Regions from separate parts of the Homo sapiens genome. Here region 1 is linked to region 2. A link is an interaction called in ENCODE POLR2A ChIA-PET data of the cell type or tissue named here. Cell type or tissue: Panc1. All regions are shown on one strand. Each heading gives the region's core, and the rest is flanking DNA. Links, peaks and the distances in the headings are about the cores only.

Region 1 (8,173 bases), core at 1,310-6,309, 240 kb before region 2:
TACACACTACCAAACTCCTTAACATAGTATTCAGAGCCTCTGGTATCTCCAGCCTCATTTAGTCCCCCATACCCCCTTCCACAACACACACATACATACCCCTACACTCCATGCTACCTAATTGCTGGAAGTTCCTTAGATGTGCTAGGCTTTCTCTCCCTTTCTCCTTTGGAAGTTATATAAGATGCTTTCTTTTTGTTCCCGTTCTTTCTTTTCCTTACTATTGCTAATTCTTTCAGTCTCCAATCATTTGTCACTGCTTCCAGGAAACCTCTCTGTTCAGGCTGGGTTAGATGTATTCTCTGAGTGCTCTCAAAGTAGCCTGTGTATATTTTTCTCATGGCACTTACAGTATTGAGCTTTAGTTATCCGTGTACCAGTCCTCATCGCCTCAACCATGCTGTATGTTCCTTAAGGCTAAAGACCAATGTTATATTTTCCTTTGGGCTTCCTATTGCTTAGCACAGTACCTGGCACATAGCTGTTACCCATAAATGTTAATTGAATTAATGAGTAAATGTATTCACCATTTATGGAAACACTGACTTGTCTGTTTCCAAAAACCATATTCTTTCACCAGGGACAGATCTCTCTAAATATCAGCTTCCTTATTTCTAAATAGGGAAGGTGTACTGGATGATCCCTTACACTGCTGATAAATTGGTATTGTATGATTCTAAGATTCATCATCCTGGGGCATATACAAAAGAAAATGATGTGGATTGTGGAAGATATTCCAAAATAGGAGTTCCAAAATATTTTAAGCAATGGTGGTAATGTTGAAATAATAATTTGGCTTTTTGGTCCTACTGTTTAACTAATGTGTTGAGTGCCAATGATCTGAACACTTGAACATTTAAGTGATTTACTTATGGTGATCAGAGTTTCTATTCCTTTGCTGACATATCTAAATCATTTTAGAAAGATTGTGTCAATTCTCCTTTGCTGAAGATTTTCAAGTCAAAGTTGGACAGTTGTTTGTCATGGATATTGTAGATGTGATTTAAGATATAATTGTGTAATGATAAGGCTAAGTGACCACTAAGATTTTGCTTTATGATGAGATGCTTCAATTTTGTAGTTTAGAGCTTTTGCTTTTATGTTACAATATTTTAAAAAATTGAATTTAAAGCTTGGATAACATACTATTTATTTGTCTAAGTTTAGGTCTTAGTGGATTTAATATCAACATTAGAAAGTTACCAGAAGTCTATGTTTATCAAAATTGTTGACTTCCATGCATCCAAAAACTGACTCTAGGGAGTCATCTCCGGCTTGTTAAAATGAGCTGGGTTAAGTCAGTGTCTAAAGTCCAATTTAGAAAGGTCTCTTAGCACAGCCTTTTAAAAAATTTATAAAAATGTAAAATACAAACACAGAAAATCACGTTTAAAAATTTGTACTTTAGGGAATTATTCCTATGTGAACATTCTTATAACTGTTGCTCAGGTCATAAAACAGAACTTTGCCAGCCACCTCAGAAGCGTTCTATGCCCTGTCTCTATCACAGACTGTCTTCCCCAATGAAAGTGTAGACTTATTTCAGTCACTTCTTTATTTTTCTTAATAGTTTTTGTCATAGAAATAGGTATTCTAAAATAGTCTACTTTAGTTTGGCCTTTGAAAATATATGAATTTTTAGCTGTTTTCATGTCATGTCTTCCTTCCATCCTTTTTTCTCCCTTGCAATTACTTGCTAAAGAAATTGGATTGTTTGATCTATAGAGTTTCTCAGCCTGGGTTTTCTTGATTGCTCTAGGTGTGTAGGACTTAAGTGTTTAGAACAGGCATGGCTGTTTCATGCCTCAGTCCTGGAATGACATTCTACCCAGAATATCATTCTCTTTTGTCTCTCCCTTGCCAATACCTTGCTCATGTGGTTATCTTCTATCTATACTCCAAAACTTAGCTCAAAACTCACCCCTCCTAGAAATATTCCCAGCCTTTTCATTTAATAATGGATATGTCCTATTCTGTAGTCTCCTAGCACCTGTAAAAAACTCCAGTATGACACCAATCACATGGCTGCAATTCTTTCTTTTTCTAAAAATATATATGTTTAGAGATGTATTGGAAGGAGTTGGCTTACACCATAGTGGGGGCTGGTGAGGCAAGTCTGAGATCCATAGGCAGGCTGGCAGAACTGGCAGGCTAGAATTCTCTGGCATAGGCTGAAGTGGCTGTCCACAGGCAGAATTTCTGCTGGGAAGCTTCAGCTCTGCTCATAAGGCCTTTCAACTGATTGAAACAGGCCTGCAACATTTTCAAGAATAATGTTCTTTACTCGAAGTCAATTGTTGAAACAGGCCTGCAACATTTTCAAGAATAATCTTCTTTACTGGAAGTCAATTGATTATGGACTTTAATCACATTTACAAAGTACCTTCACAGCAACACATAGATTAGTGTTTCATTGAATTACTGGGGACTGCAGCCTAGCCAAGTTGATACATTAAAAAAAAATCACACTGCATCTTTTGATTTTCTTTCTGAATCTCTGCTTTTCTTTTTCCTAATTTTGGCCTCTGTAAACCTTTCATTTTTTTCATGCTTTAGCATTGTGAGGGACTTAATACTGGGATATTTTTTCACAATATCTTGTTCACCATCTTACCTGTCACTCTTTTCCCTGAGGTACTTTGATCCAACAGACATTCACTCGATTCTGTTGTGTGTCGGGCAGTGTGCCACTGCTAGGGATACAGAAATGGATAAGGTATAGTTCCCTACCCTCAAAAAGCTCACCGTCAGTTGGTGGGGGACAGACAGGTATGGTATAAAATTACTGTGAGTGGTATAAAATTACCTGAAGGCATAAAATATCCAGCTAGTGTTAAAATTTTCCTGATGGTCTCATATTTTCTTTACAGTTGGTTTATTCTCCATCAGAAGTTGAACAAGGTTCACATATCCCTTTTGGGTGATACGTCTCCAAACTCCCTTTATAATTGAGAAATTCTCTCTTTTTCCTTGAACTCATGAATGTGCGTATTTTCAGTCATGTTTAATATGATGCACAGTTGGTATTTTTATTCTAGATTGCTTTAAAGTTTTAACAATGCTAACATTGTTACATATGGATGTAACAAAGTTAACTCCCTTTTTAATTGAGAAATTCTCTCTCCCTCCTTGAACTCACTCATGAATGTGCTTATTTTCAGTTGTGTTTAATATGACACACAGTTGGTATTTTATTCTAGATTGTTTTAAAGTTTTAACAATGCAAACATTGTTACATGCTTATTATAAAGGTAACATGCACAACTGAGAAAAAAATTTAAATATCACAATGCATGTGGAAGTAAAATATCATTTTTATCTCATTATCCCCAAATAATTGGTAACCCTTTGGGATTGTTTCCTACTAATCTGTACATATTCAAATGTACAGTTTTTACATATTAAATATTCCCTGTGCTATTACTTTGGGTTTAATTTGCTCTTATTTTTCTAGATCATAATGTAGAAGCTTAGATTTTTATGTTTTGTTTATCTAATACAAATATTTAAAGCTGTAACTTTCCCATTAAACATGCTGAGTTTTCATTATCATAAAACTAGAAATATTTTCTAAATTTCTTTGTGATTTATTTTCTCTGTTTTTTTTTGTTTGTTTGTTTGTTTTGTTGTTGTTGTTGAGACAGGGTCTTCTCTGTCATCCAGGCTGGAGTGCATTCGTGCTATCTCGGCTGACTGCAACCTCCGCCTCCCAGGCCCAAGCAATTCTTGTGCCTCAGCCTTCTAGGTAGCTGGGATTACAGGCGCATGCCACCATGCCTGGCTAATTTTTTTTATTTTTTGTAGAGTGGGGTTTTGCCATGTTGGCCAGGCTGGCCTCGAACTCCTGATCTCAAGCAATCCACCCATCTCCCAAAGTACTGAGATTATAGGCATGAACCACCACGCCTGGCCTTCTCTGTGTTTTATTTGGAAATGCATTGCCTAATTTCCAAATATTTGGGGATTTTCCAGATATCATATTGCTAACATTTCTACTTTAATACATCATATGATTTCAGTCATTTCAAATGTATTGAGGCTTGTTTTATGGTCAAGCATATAATTTATTCTTGGGAACGTTCTATGTGCCCTTGAAAAGAATGTAGATTCTGCAGATGTTGGGTGTAGTGATCTTTAAGTGTCATTTTGGGCATATCTGCATGCAAAAGAATGAAGTTGTGCCACATACCACATACAAAAATTAACTCAAAATGTATTAAAACCTAAATAGAAGGGGTAAAACTAAAACTTGGAGGAATGCATAGGTGTAAACCTTCATGACCCTAGATTAGGCAGTGATTTTTTAGATATGACACCAAAAGTACAAGCAACAAAAGAAGAACATTGATAAATTGGACTTCATGAAAATTTAAAGTGTTTATGCTTCAAAGGACAACATCAAGAAAGTGAAAAGAGGCCGGGCGCGGTGGCTCATGCCTGTAATCCCAGCACTTTGGGAGGCCGAGGCGGGCGGATCACGAGGTCAGGAGATCGAGACCATCCTGGCTAACACATGAAACCCCGACTCTACTAAAAATACAAAAAATTAGCCGGGCGTGGTGGCGGGCGCCTGTAGTCCCAACTACTCGGGAGGCTGAGGCAGGAGAATGGCGTGAACCCAGGAGGCGGAGCTTGCAGTGAGCCGAGATTGCGCCACTGCACTCCCGCCTGGGTGAAAGAGCGAGACTCCGTCTCAAAAAAAAAAAAAATAAATAAAAGTAAGTGAAAAGATACCCCACAGGATGGGAGAAAATATTCTCACATCATATGTCTGAACGGGATTTGTGTCTAGAACATATAATGAACTCTTTCAACTCAATAATAAAAAGACAATCTAAAAATGAATCAAAGATCTAAGTAGACAGTTCTTCAAAGAAGGTAACCAAATAGCCAATAAGCACATGAAAAGATGCTCAACATTATTACCCATCGAAGAAATGCAAATCAAAACCACAGTGAGATATTACTTCACACTCAACTAGGATGCCTATAATTGAGAAACAAAAACAGACCATAACAAGTGTTGGCCTGGATGTGGAATAATTGGAACTCTCATATATTGTGATGAGAATGTAAAGTTGCATTGGAAAACAGTCTGACAGTTCCACAAATGATTAAACATAGAGTTACCATATGACCCAGTAATTTGACTCCTAGGTATATACTCCCCCCAAAAGAAAACATGTCTACACAAAATCTTGTCTACGAATGTTCATAGCAACGTTATTTACGTAGCCAAAAAGTAAAAACAGTCCAAATATCCATCAGCTGCTGAATGAATGAATCAAAGTCTAGCTATACAATGGACTATTATTTGGTGATAAAAAGTAATGAAGTACTGATACATGCTACAACATGCATAAACCTTGAAAACATTATTCTGAGTGAAAGAGGCAGTCACATTTTGTTTATATGAAATGTCCAGAATAGACAAATCTATACAGACAGGTTGCCCAGGGTTGGGATGAGTGGTATTAGGGACGTGTAAAATGACTGCTAAAGAATGTAGGGTGACGAAAATGTTCTATAATTGATTGTGATGGTTGCCCAATGCTGTGATTATAGTAAAGCACATTGAACTGTATGCATGTTTTAAATGAGTGAATTGCATGGCATGTGAATTATACCTCAATAAGGCTATAACAGGTAAAACAAACAAAGGAACCATGGGTACCAACAGTTCAGAATAAGTGCCTTCGATATTACTTAGTATTATGGTGTCTTTGGAAAAGGAATTTCTCAGATGGAGTTAATTGATTTGAACAATTCAAGACCAGTAGGCAAATTGCCATAGATGGCTTCCCAAGCTGGCAGTTAATTTTTTTCTGTTAAAAATATATATTTTTTTAATTTTTTAGAGACAGGATTTCACTTTGTTGCCCAGGCTGGTCTCAAACCCTGGGCTCAAGTGATCTGCCTGCCAAGGCCTCCCAGAGTGCTGGAATTACAGGTGTGAGCCACTGTGCTCAGCCACAATTAATGTTTTGGAACATAGTTTTCAAATGACTATATTAGGAGGATGAAGTCTTAGGTAAATGAAACTTACCTGATTTAAACAACAGTATCATTTAAATCACGATTGGTAATGCTGTTCACACCTTCCATATTCTTAATGATTTATTCTCTTGTCAGTTTTTGCTTCAGATATTTTAGAGTTCTATTATTAGCTGCTAAACATTTAAGATGATTATGGTGACCCTGTTTATTTCTGGTTATACTACTTGCCTTCAAAGCTATATTGTCAGATATTAATATAGCCAGATCAGCTTTCTTATACTGAAGGTCTGCATTTTACCCATTTTTTCCACAGTTTTACTATTAACTTGCCTAGTAAATTAAGGTGCTTTTCTTGTAAACAACATAGTTAGGTTTTGTTTTTTCATCTTGTTGACAATTGTTTCCTTTTAGTGGTGTGTTGGACATTTATATTCAGTGTTATTATTGATATGGTTAGTTTAAATCTGACATTTTGCTATTTTTCTTTTTTTAAAATTTCTTCTAAAAAAATGGGATACATATGCAGAACGTGCACATAGGTATACGTGTGCCATGCTGGTTTGCTGCACCCATTGACCCATCCTCTAAGTTCCCTCCTTTCACTCCCCACCCCACAACAGGCCCTGGTGTGTGTTGTTCCCCACTCTGTGTCCATGTGTTCTTATTGTTCAACTCCCACTTACGAGAGAGAACATGCGGTATTTGGTTTTCTTTTCCTGTGTTAGTTTGCTGAGGGTGATGGCTTCTAGCTTCATCCATGTCCCTGCAAAAGACATGATCTCATTCCTTTTTATGGCTGCATAATATTCCACGGTGTGTGTGTACCACATTTTCTTGATCCAGTCTATCATTGATGGGCATTTGGGTTGGTTCCATGTCTTTGCTATTGTGAATAGTGCTGCAATAAACACACATGTGCATGTGTCTTTATAGTAGAATGATGTATATTCCTTTGGGTATATACCCAGTAATGAGATTGCTGGGTCAAATGGTATTTCTGGTTCTAGATCCTTGAATTGCCGCACTGTCTTCAACAATGGTTGAACTAATTTACATTCCCACCAACGGTGTTAAAGTGTTTCTATTTCTCCACAGCCTTGCCAGTATCTGTTGTTTCCTGACTTTTTAATAACCACCATTCTGACTGGTGTGAGATGGTATCTCATTGTGGTTTTGATTTGCATTTCTCTGATGATCAGTGATGTTGAGCTTTTTTCCTTATGTTTGTTGGCCATGTAAATGTTGTCTTTTGAGAAGTGTCTGTTCATATCCTTTGCCCACTTTTTGATGAGGTTGTTTTTTTCTTGTAAATTTGTTTAAGTTCCTTATAAATTCTGGATATTAGACCTTTGTTAGATGGGTAGATTGCAGAAATTTTCTCCTATTCTGTAGATTGCCTATTCACTCTGCTGATAGTTTATTTTGCTGTGCAGAAACTCTTTAGTTTAATTAGATCCCATTTGTCAGTTTTGGCTTTTGTTGCAATTGCTTTTGTTGAGGTCTCTGCTCTGCTCCATTGGTCTATATATCTGTTTTGGTACCAGTACCATGTTGTTTTGGTTACTGCAGCCTTGTAGTATAGTTTGAAGTCAGGTAGTGTGATGTCTCTAGCTTTGTTCTTTTTGCTTAGGATTGTCTTGGCTATACGGGGTCTTCTTTCATTCCATATGAAATTTAAAATAGTTTTTTCTAATTCTGTAAAGAATGTCAATGGTAGTTTGATGGGAATAGCATTGAATCTATAAATTACTTTGGGCAGTATGTCCATTTTCACGATAGTGATTCTTCCTATCCTTGAGGATGGAATATTTTTCCATTTGTTTGCATTCTCTCTTATTTCCTTGAGCAGTGGTTTGTAGTTCTCCTTGAAGAGGTCCTTCACATCCCTTGTTAGCTGTATTCCTAGGTATTTTATTCTCTTTGTAACGATTGTGAACGGGAGTTCATTCATGATTTGGCTCTCTGCTTGTCTATTGTTGGTGTAAAGGAATGCTTGTGATTTTTCCACATTGATTTTGTATCCCGAGACTTTGCTGAAGTTGCTTGTCAGTTTAAGGAGTTTTTGGGCAGAGATGATGGGGTTTTCTAAATATACAATCATGTCATCTGCAAACAGAGACAATTTGACTTCCTCTCTTCCTATTTCAATACCCTTTGTTTCTTTCTCTTGCCTGAT
Region 2 (8,173 bases), core at 1,294-6,293:
GGTCATTAAGTTTAAGGAAAGAAGCTATCTGCATAACATAAAAATGTAAAGTGAAGCAGCAAGTGCTGATGTAGAAGCCGTAGCCAGTTATACAGAAAATCTAGCTAAGATAATTAATGAAGGTGGTTAACTAAACAACAGATTTTTAATGTAGCAAAAACAGCCTTATATTAGAAGAAGATGGTAATCTAGGACTTTCATAGCTAGAGAAGAGAAATTAATGCCTGGCTTCACGCTTCAAAGGATAGGGTGACTCTGTTGTTAGGGGCTAATGCAGCTGGTGACTACGTGGAAGCCAGTGCTCATTTACCATTCTGAAAATCCTAGGGTTCTGAACAGTTATGTTAAGTCTACTCTGCCTGTGCTCGATCAATGGAAAAACAAAGCCTGGTTGACAGCACATCTGTTTACGGCACAGTTTTCTCAATATTTGAAGCTCACTGTCGATACCTATTGCTGAGGAAAAAAAAAGATTCCTTTTGAGATGTTACTGTTCATTGACAATGCACATGGTTACTCAAGGCTCTGATGGAAATGCACAAGGAGAATTAATGTTTTTGTGTCTGCTAAAACAGTATCTATTCTGCAGCCTATGGATGAAGGAGTAATATTGACTTTCAAGTCTTATGATATAAGAAATACGTTTCTTAAGGCTATTGCTGCTGTAATAGTAGATATGGGCAAAGTAAACCTCCTTGAAAGGAGTCACCATTCTAGATGCCATGAAGATCATTCATGATTTATGGGAGGAGGTGAAAATACGTCAACTTTAACAGGAGTCTAGAAGAAGTTGATTCCAGCCCTCAGGGATAATTTTGAGGGCTTCAAGACATCAGTGGAGGAAGTAACTACAGATAAGGTAGATACAGCAAAAGAGCTAGAATTAGAAGTGGAGTGTGAAGTTGGGACTGAATTGCTGCAATCTCATGAACAAATTAGAATGGATGAGGAGTTATTTCTTATGGCTGAGCAAATAAAGTGATTTCTTGAGATGGAATCTACTGGTGAAGATGCTGTGAATATTGTTGAAATGGTAACTGAGGATTTAGTATATCGTGTAAGTTTAGTTGTTAAAACAGCAGGGTTTGAGAGGATTGACTCCATCTTTAAAAGAAGTTCTACTGTGGTTTACCCTATCAAATAGCATTACATGCTACAAAGATATCTTTCATGAAAGGAAGAGTCAGTCGATGTGGCATACTTTATTGTTGTCTTTTTTTTTAGAAATTGCCACAGCCACCCCAGCCTGCAGCAACTACCACCCTGATCAGTTAGCTGTCATCAACATCAAGGCAAGACTTTCCACCAGCAAAAAGATTATAACTTGCTGAAGGCTTAGATAATCATTTGCATTTTTAGCAATAAAGGATTTTTAAATTAAGGTATATATATTTTTCCCCCATACATATTGGTATTGCATACTTAGTAGACTATCATATACTGTAAACATAGCTTTTATATATATTGGTAAATTAGAAATTCTTGTCACTTGCTTTATTGTGATATTAGCTTTATTGCAATATTAGCTTTATTGTAGTGGTCTGGAACTGAACCTGCAGTATCTTGGAGGTATGCCTGTATTTGTCAGAACCCTTCTAGCTGTAAAAGTAAAGAGATTGAATTTTACAATATGTGGGGTATACCCAAACCACCCTAAAAAAAATTGTTTAATTCGGAACACAAAGGAAAATGTCAGCTTTATACTTCAGCAACAGTTTCTTTTCACTTGGAGGTAAGGCCTCCTGCTTCTCCGCTCTTTTACCAACCTTTGACTATCTTTTACAACCCATTTACACAGACCTGCATTGTTATTGCCTCAGTGGGCTCAGAACTACCTCAGCAAAGAAGGGGACTTGGAGTGTTGCTTCACCAGCTGGAAACCTCCATGGCCAGTGGCTCCTTCTGCCTGAGTACTGCTCGCACCCACTGAGCTTGTTCTGCCCACTCAGCCCAGCAGGCTGCACTCTGCTCGTGCTACTGGCCTTAATCCCACACCTGCCAAGGGCGAGCGAGGCGTGGAGCGGTGAGGGTTGTGTGGGCAAGTGAGCCCAGGTTCCTGCCACTATGCACAGTCAGGCACACAAGCTGCTGCATGGGGTGGGCAGCTCCACACACTGATAACAGGTGCTGGCTCCATGCAAGGCTGTGGCTGGACCAGATGTACTGCACACATCTTCCACTCTGTGCACCCGTGACTGGACGAGGGGAACACAGTGGTGCCCAGAAGCTTGGAGAAGCCAGGAACCAGAGCCCCAAAGAGGGTGTCACAGCCCTGCCTCAGGGAGCCCCTAGGTCTGGGCTCCCCAGAGGGCTGCAACTCTTCTCCTTCTCATCACCCTCAATGTGGCAAGTCAGGGTTGGGGGTGTTTTTCAGCTTTGTTTGTGTTACTGCTCTTTCAGTCCCTCCATTTGGTGGGTCCTGAGTTCTTGTCCCGTGTCCAGGACCAGTGAGGTATGTGGACAACTGGAGGGTGAGCAAGGTGGAAAGGACTTTAATTGAACAACAGAACAGCTCTCAGGAGACCCAACATAGGTAGCTCCTTTCTGCAGCTAGTAGTCCTGAAGTCTCTCCAAGTCTGGCTGAGTCCAGGGGATTTTATGGGCTCAGAAGGGACAGAGTGCATGCTGATTGGTCCATGGGTGGCCATGGGCAGGCCCAGTGAAAGCACCCTAAGTTCTCACTCTGGGCCGAGGTCTCCACATGGAACTGGCAGCCCAGCCCCCAGGCTTCAGGCTGTCCATGTCTTGAAGGTGGGGTTTCACCAGGGACCCACCCCTTTGCACCCAGGAGCCTGTCTGCCTTCTGTCACCAGGAATGTGCCATCCATGGCCCCCAGGCTGTTTGTGCCAAGGAGTGCCTGAAGCCCTATGGCAAACCACCCTCAGCCCTCCTCAGCCTCCCTCCCATGCTCACCAGTGCCCAAAGTCCAGAGGGGTTCAAGGTGGCTGGGGGCTGGCATCTCAGTGTCTCCCTGAGCACAGGCACACCCAGTTGAGTTGTGACAGCACCCAGGCTTGGCCACAACTTTGCTCTGCCCAGAGCCTGCGCCACAATCGGAGTGGCCAGGGAGCAGGAGCAGTCACTTCTGAGCCTGCAGGGGCAGGAGGGCTTCCCAGGCCCCCAAGAACACAAGGATGCCTGGGTGCAGAGTCACGGCTGGACAACTGCAGTGAGCCCCGCCCTCCCAACTCAGTAGGGGCCAGGGCTCCTGCCCGTTCGCAGCCTTGACGGCTTGGCAGAGCTTGCAACTCTAGCCGCACCTACCCAGTGCAGCGGGCGTCCTCACAGCCGCGCTCCAGACGGGCCGCTGCTGCCATCATTACTCCCAAGTTTCGGGTCAGAAATAAGTAGAATTTTAGTGCTGGAGAGATTCTTAGAGAATTTGATTTCTTAATAAAAATTTGGCTAACTAGATATTTTACATGTAAATCTTTTAGAGAATTTATTCAGCAACAAAAATCAGTTATGTGTGTATTGACAGTTTCTAATCTAATTTTCATAAATATAACTAAAATTATGAAAATGTACTTAAAAAAAAAAGCTAGATTATACTCCTGTCTCCTAGAAGGGACAGTGCAGGTAAACCAGACCAGTGCCTTGTATCAATAATTATGTTTCATACCAAGTAATAATGTTTACCTTTTTGTTATGCCAGTACAATTTATGGCCTAAAAGTTACATGTTGTTTCTGTTTACATCAAGATATTTGATGACAGACTTAGTCAGAGGTATGTTTTGTTATGAAAAAGACAATGATAAGCCAGTTGTAAAACGAGTGCCTTTTGGAAATCTTGATTCCGGAACTTTTTTTTTTGTATTAGAGTACAAAAAAGAATATTTGTCATAGGATTTTATAAAAGTATAGTATATTCTATCTAAGTAGAAAGTTGAAGAAAATAGAATGCTAATGTTGGAGAAGGTGAGCAAAATTATATTTTTATGAATGTTTAGGATATTTTGGGAATTTCTAAGAGTTCAGCCTCTTTAATTCTATAGTTTGGGGCTTAACGCATTTTTTTTTAAATATGTGTGTTTTTTTAGAGGCTAGTAGAGGCCTGACATTTTGAGTTTAACAACTTTATAAGGTTTATTCTTAAATTCTGTATCAGACTTAATGTCTTTGAATTGTGTATTTAATAATTTGATGTCCTTTTGCTACTGCATTTATAAACCAGAATTCAGTCTTTGATGATTGCATTATATTACTAAGTGATTTGGGTAAAGACAGAGGGGAAAAAGAGAAAGAGGGAAGATGGAGGAGGGTAGAGGGAGGTTGAAGTGGTATATGTGTGTCGGTTGTTGTATTTATGTTTTATCTTTGCTTGTTAGACAATTAGAATTGAAGTTAAACACTAGGAAATAGATGATAAGTTTATCTCTATACTCCCAGGAAAATTTAACATTAGAATTAAGGCATTTAGCTAAACTAAGCCAAGATTGGAAAACTACTGTGCTCTATGCCTGTGTTTAGAAATAAAGTTTTATTGGAACACAGCCACATTCATTTTTTTTCTCTTGTGAGTGCTTTCACACTGCAATGGGAGAGTTGAATAGTGCTATATAGACGGTATGGCTGACAAGCTGAAAATGTGTACCATCTGGCCCTTTATTACTAATTATAATATGGCTTATAGAAAGGTATTAGTAATTGTTAGAACTAAGAAATACTCATATGATAGATCTCTCTTATCTGAAGCAATAATAATATTGAGCCTCATAGGAAAAGATTATATCAATCATCTGACACTGTAGGTGCTCCAACCCATTTTCTCACTCTGATTCTCCATACCTCCTTTTATGCTACTCAGCTGTTTTTTTCTGAGTGCTTATTAGTGTAGTGTAGTGAATATTATTACCACATAGTTTACTTATACACAGTATTTATTATTGTCTGTCTCCCATTGCTCTAATGCAAGGGAAGCATTTTTGTCTATTTTGAGCAAGGATTTTTGTCGTATTTACTGGTATATTCAGGTACCTGGAACACATAGTAGCAGTTAGTATGAAATAAACCTGCCTTCTTATTAACTATATTAATCAATTTAGAAAGCATCAGCTTTTCACTTGCTGGCTATATTTTGCTAATTCAAAATGCAAATAATTTGCTGAGCTAAATTGTATATCTTTTAATTTGTTTTCTCTGTTCTTCATTGAGAAAGTTAGTATTTTCTGTTTTTAACTTCTCACTTTAGCTACATGTAGTTTTTTCTTGGGGGTGATATGTGTTTAGTAGAAGGTAGTTCAGTAATATATTTACTGAATAGCAAAACGAACACTAAGATTAAAGCTCATGTTAACTACTCTGATGGCCTTGAGGAAGTAATGCTGAGAGTTTAATCACCATTAAGTAATTAAGAATAATTTCTCATAAAAGTTCTCTTCCTTCCAGTTATATTCATGACTGTGTTTTGGTGATAGTTGATTGCCCTGCTTACATAGTTGCAAAATTGGTAAGGAGAACAGTATTCTGCAGCCAAGTTTCCATGAGTTGATATTTCACATTCACATTTGTGACCTAAACCTGTATTCTGGCAGACAGTGAGAAAAGCCAAATGTTCTCGTAAGCAGCAAGGATTTTCTTCATGGAAAACAAAGAAGTAAAAATGTAATCCAAGCAAAACTATCATGTATATACTGAATTTTATAGGTATATCTACAGAAAATTAATATTTGCTTTTATGCATTTTATTACAAGTTTATTTTGTTAGGTATTATATTTGAAGTAAAAAATAAAATACAAAATTGAATACATAAAGGGAAATCAGAAAAACCCAGAAATATTACTCTAAGATAATAACAATTATTACCACTTTTATTTGAGCACATGCACTATACCAGGCACAGCACACCGTGCTTTATGTACATAATCTGTAACTCTCCTGACAACCCTGCAAAGTAGTACCTCTGTTTACATTTTGAAGATGAGAAAATTACTGCTCAAAGAGATTAAATAGCTTGCCATGATTCAGGAACTAGTAAGTAATGAAGGCAGTATTGTAAGGCAGGACTTTCTGTCTCCCCAGATACCTTATTCTTTATCCCGTAGCATGTCATTTTTCTCCAGTATTGTCATGATGTGTCATCAGATGACTATACTTTTTATCCATACTTTATTTAAAAATTTTATGTGTTAGAAAACTTATACTCTAGACATTTAAAATTTAAATTTTCATAACATAGTATGCTTCTGAATAACCTGAGAAGAATGTTACACAAAAGGAGATGGCTTGCTGATTCCGTGGAGTAATAAATGCCTACCTGTTTTCATTTTGAAGTTGAAGCCATTGCTTCTAATTTTAAGCCAACCTGTATTTTTTTTTCATTTTACCTTTCACATCTTCATAACATGTATTTGGCCTTATATAGCTGTGAAAATTGATTGTACAAATTGGTTTGAGCATATGAGACCTATGAACACTTGTATTCTGACTTAGCATAGAGTTTTATATTTTCTGAGTAGCATAGACCCATATATTTTTGGACACCCCTCGTATTTTACATTTAATAGAATGATGAACATGATTCATTAAGCCTTTCTTTGATGAAAGACAGAAACCACAGAGCAATGAAGATATTGGCATTTCTGATAAAGTTTGTATATTAAAGTCTTATGGTAGCCTATGAAAAAGAGCTTGTTTGGAAAAATTGAGAGATTCAAGTTTTGTATTATACTTAAGTTTTGTCACTTCATCAAATGCCTCCCTTTCTATGTCTTATCATGAATTTATTTTTTTCCCTTTAATAGTAGATCAAATATAGATAGCCAGGAAAGAGTAAAAGGTCAGTTATGGTAATATAGTGAAGATGTTTCATTCATACTTTAATATTATACAAGTATTAGTTTTGTATTATACTTCTTCTTCTTCTTCTTCTTCTTCTTATTATTATTATTATTATTTTGAGACAGAGACTCACCCTGTCGCCCAGGATGGGGTGCAATGGCATGATCTCTGCTCATTGCAACTTCTGCCTTCTGGGTTCAAGTCATTCTTCTGCCTCAGCCTTCTGAGTAGCTGGGATTACAGGCATGTGCCAATTTTTGTATTTTTGTGAAGACAGGGTTTCACCATGTTGGCCAGGCTGGTCTTGAACTCCTGACCTCAGGTGATCCGCCTGCCTCAGCCTCCCAAAGTGCTGGGATTACAGGTGTGAGCCACCGCACCCAGCTATACTTACTATTTTAGAAGAACTTTATGAACACTATTAATAATAAAATTGCTTTAAATTATTATCTATTGAGTGAATGAATGGCTGGCTGACTGAATGAATGCATACATTCAGAACTCTGGACTCCAAAATCTTTTAGAGTCTCCCTTTGAGTGGAAACTACTCTTCCTTGATTTTGGAAATGTTAAATTAAAAGATAGCTTAATATTGGTGTTGCTCCTTTCTATAATTGTCAAAAAGAAGTTATAGTGTCCTCATAAAGACAAATAAGGAGATAAAGAAAAACAAAAATAATTGAGTTAAATTGTTAATTTTTGTTTGTTTTATGTGATCCTCAGATTCTTGGGATTAAAATTCAAGCAGGGATGCAGTCTTCTTTTGAGTTACATGTTAGAGTCTGTGACATTAGCATTCTCTATCTCAAGCAGAAATGCTACCAAAATGGTTCTTGATTTAAGGATGTGATTTCTTTTATAGTCAGTATTTTTAACATATCACATTTGAGTCTTTTAAAACTTAACTGCTTCCTTCTTTCACATATCAGTTTCTCTTCCATCAGAGAGAATAGTGATATGGAATCATTTTGTCTGAATGGTTGGCTAAAAGTACATACTGTAGAAGGTAGAAACTTAAATACAGGATAATGAATTTTTTTTATATCTGATTCCCATTAGCATTGACATTTTTTTTTTCTGTTTCCAGACCATAAAAGCTTCTTCCAAAAGTATCCACAGGCACAGAAGCTCTGTTTAGATTTTTCCTATGTGCTTTCTTTTCTTGATATTTTGATTTTTTTCCAAAATGAGTTTGCTGTTTACTTTTGATGAAGTAAATATCTATATAAAATCTGAAGATTTTTATTTCTTGGATTTGGAGGGCAATTTGAACATTAGATTTTAAAGGCTTATACTTAAGATGACCATTAGTAGTTAAATCTGGTTTATAACTAATCTAGTGTAATTTAATTAATAGAGGTTAGTGTGGAGTCATTCATATATTTATATT

The links. ChIA-PET counts read pairs that join two places held together with the same protein. Peaks named below come from ENCODE experiments on the same cell type or tissue, not always from the same donor. Only the 100,000 strongest peaks of a DNase experiment are listed, where the experiment ranks them.
Region 1: POLR2A ChIA-PET joins it to region 2 with 7 read pairs; 2 of 35 experiments call an interaction of 5 or more read pairs at or near these places.

The regions. Positions count from the first base shown.
Region 1 is chr4:122,861,673-122,869,845 of GRCh38, forward strand. All of the region lies in intron 1 of FGF2 (fibroblast growth factor 2), which reads left to right. Among named protein-coding and RNA genes, the nearest start is that of FGF2, 39 kb to the left of the region's middle. In Panc1, for the core only: no CTCF peak of the experiment used is centred there; no DNase peak of the experiment used is centred there.
Region 2 is chr4:123,104,854-123,113,026 of GRCh38, forward strand. The region is part of intron 14 of AFG2A (AAA ATPase AFG2A); the gene reads left to right. Among named protein-coding and RNA genes, the nearest start is that of AFG2A, 190 kb to the left of the region's middle. In Panc1, for the core only: no CTCF peak of the experiment used is centred there; no DNase peak of the experiment used is centred there; H3K27ac peaks cover 2,619 bases.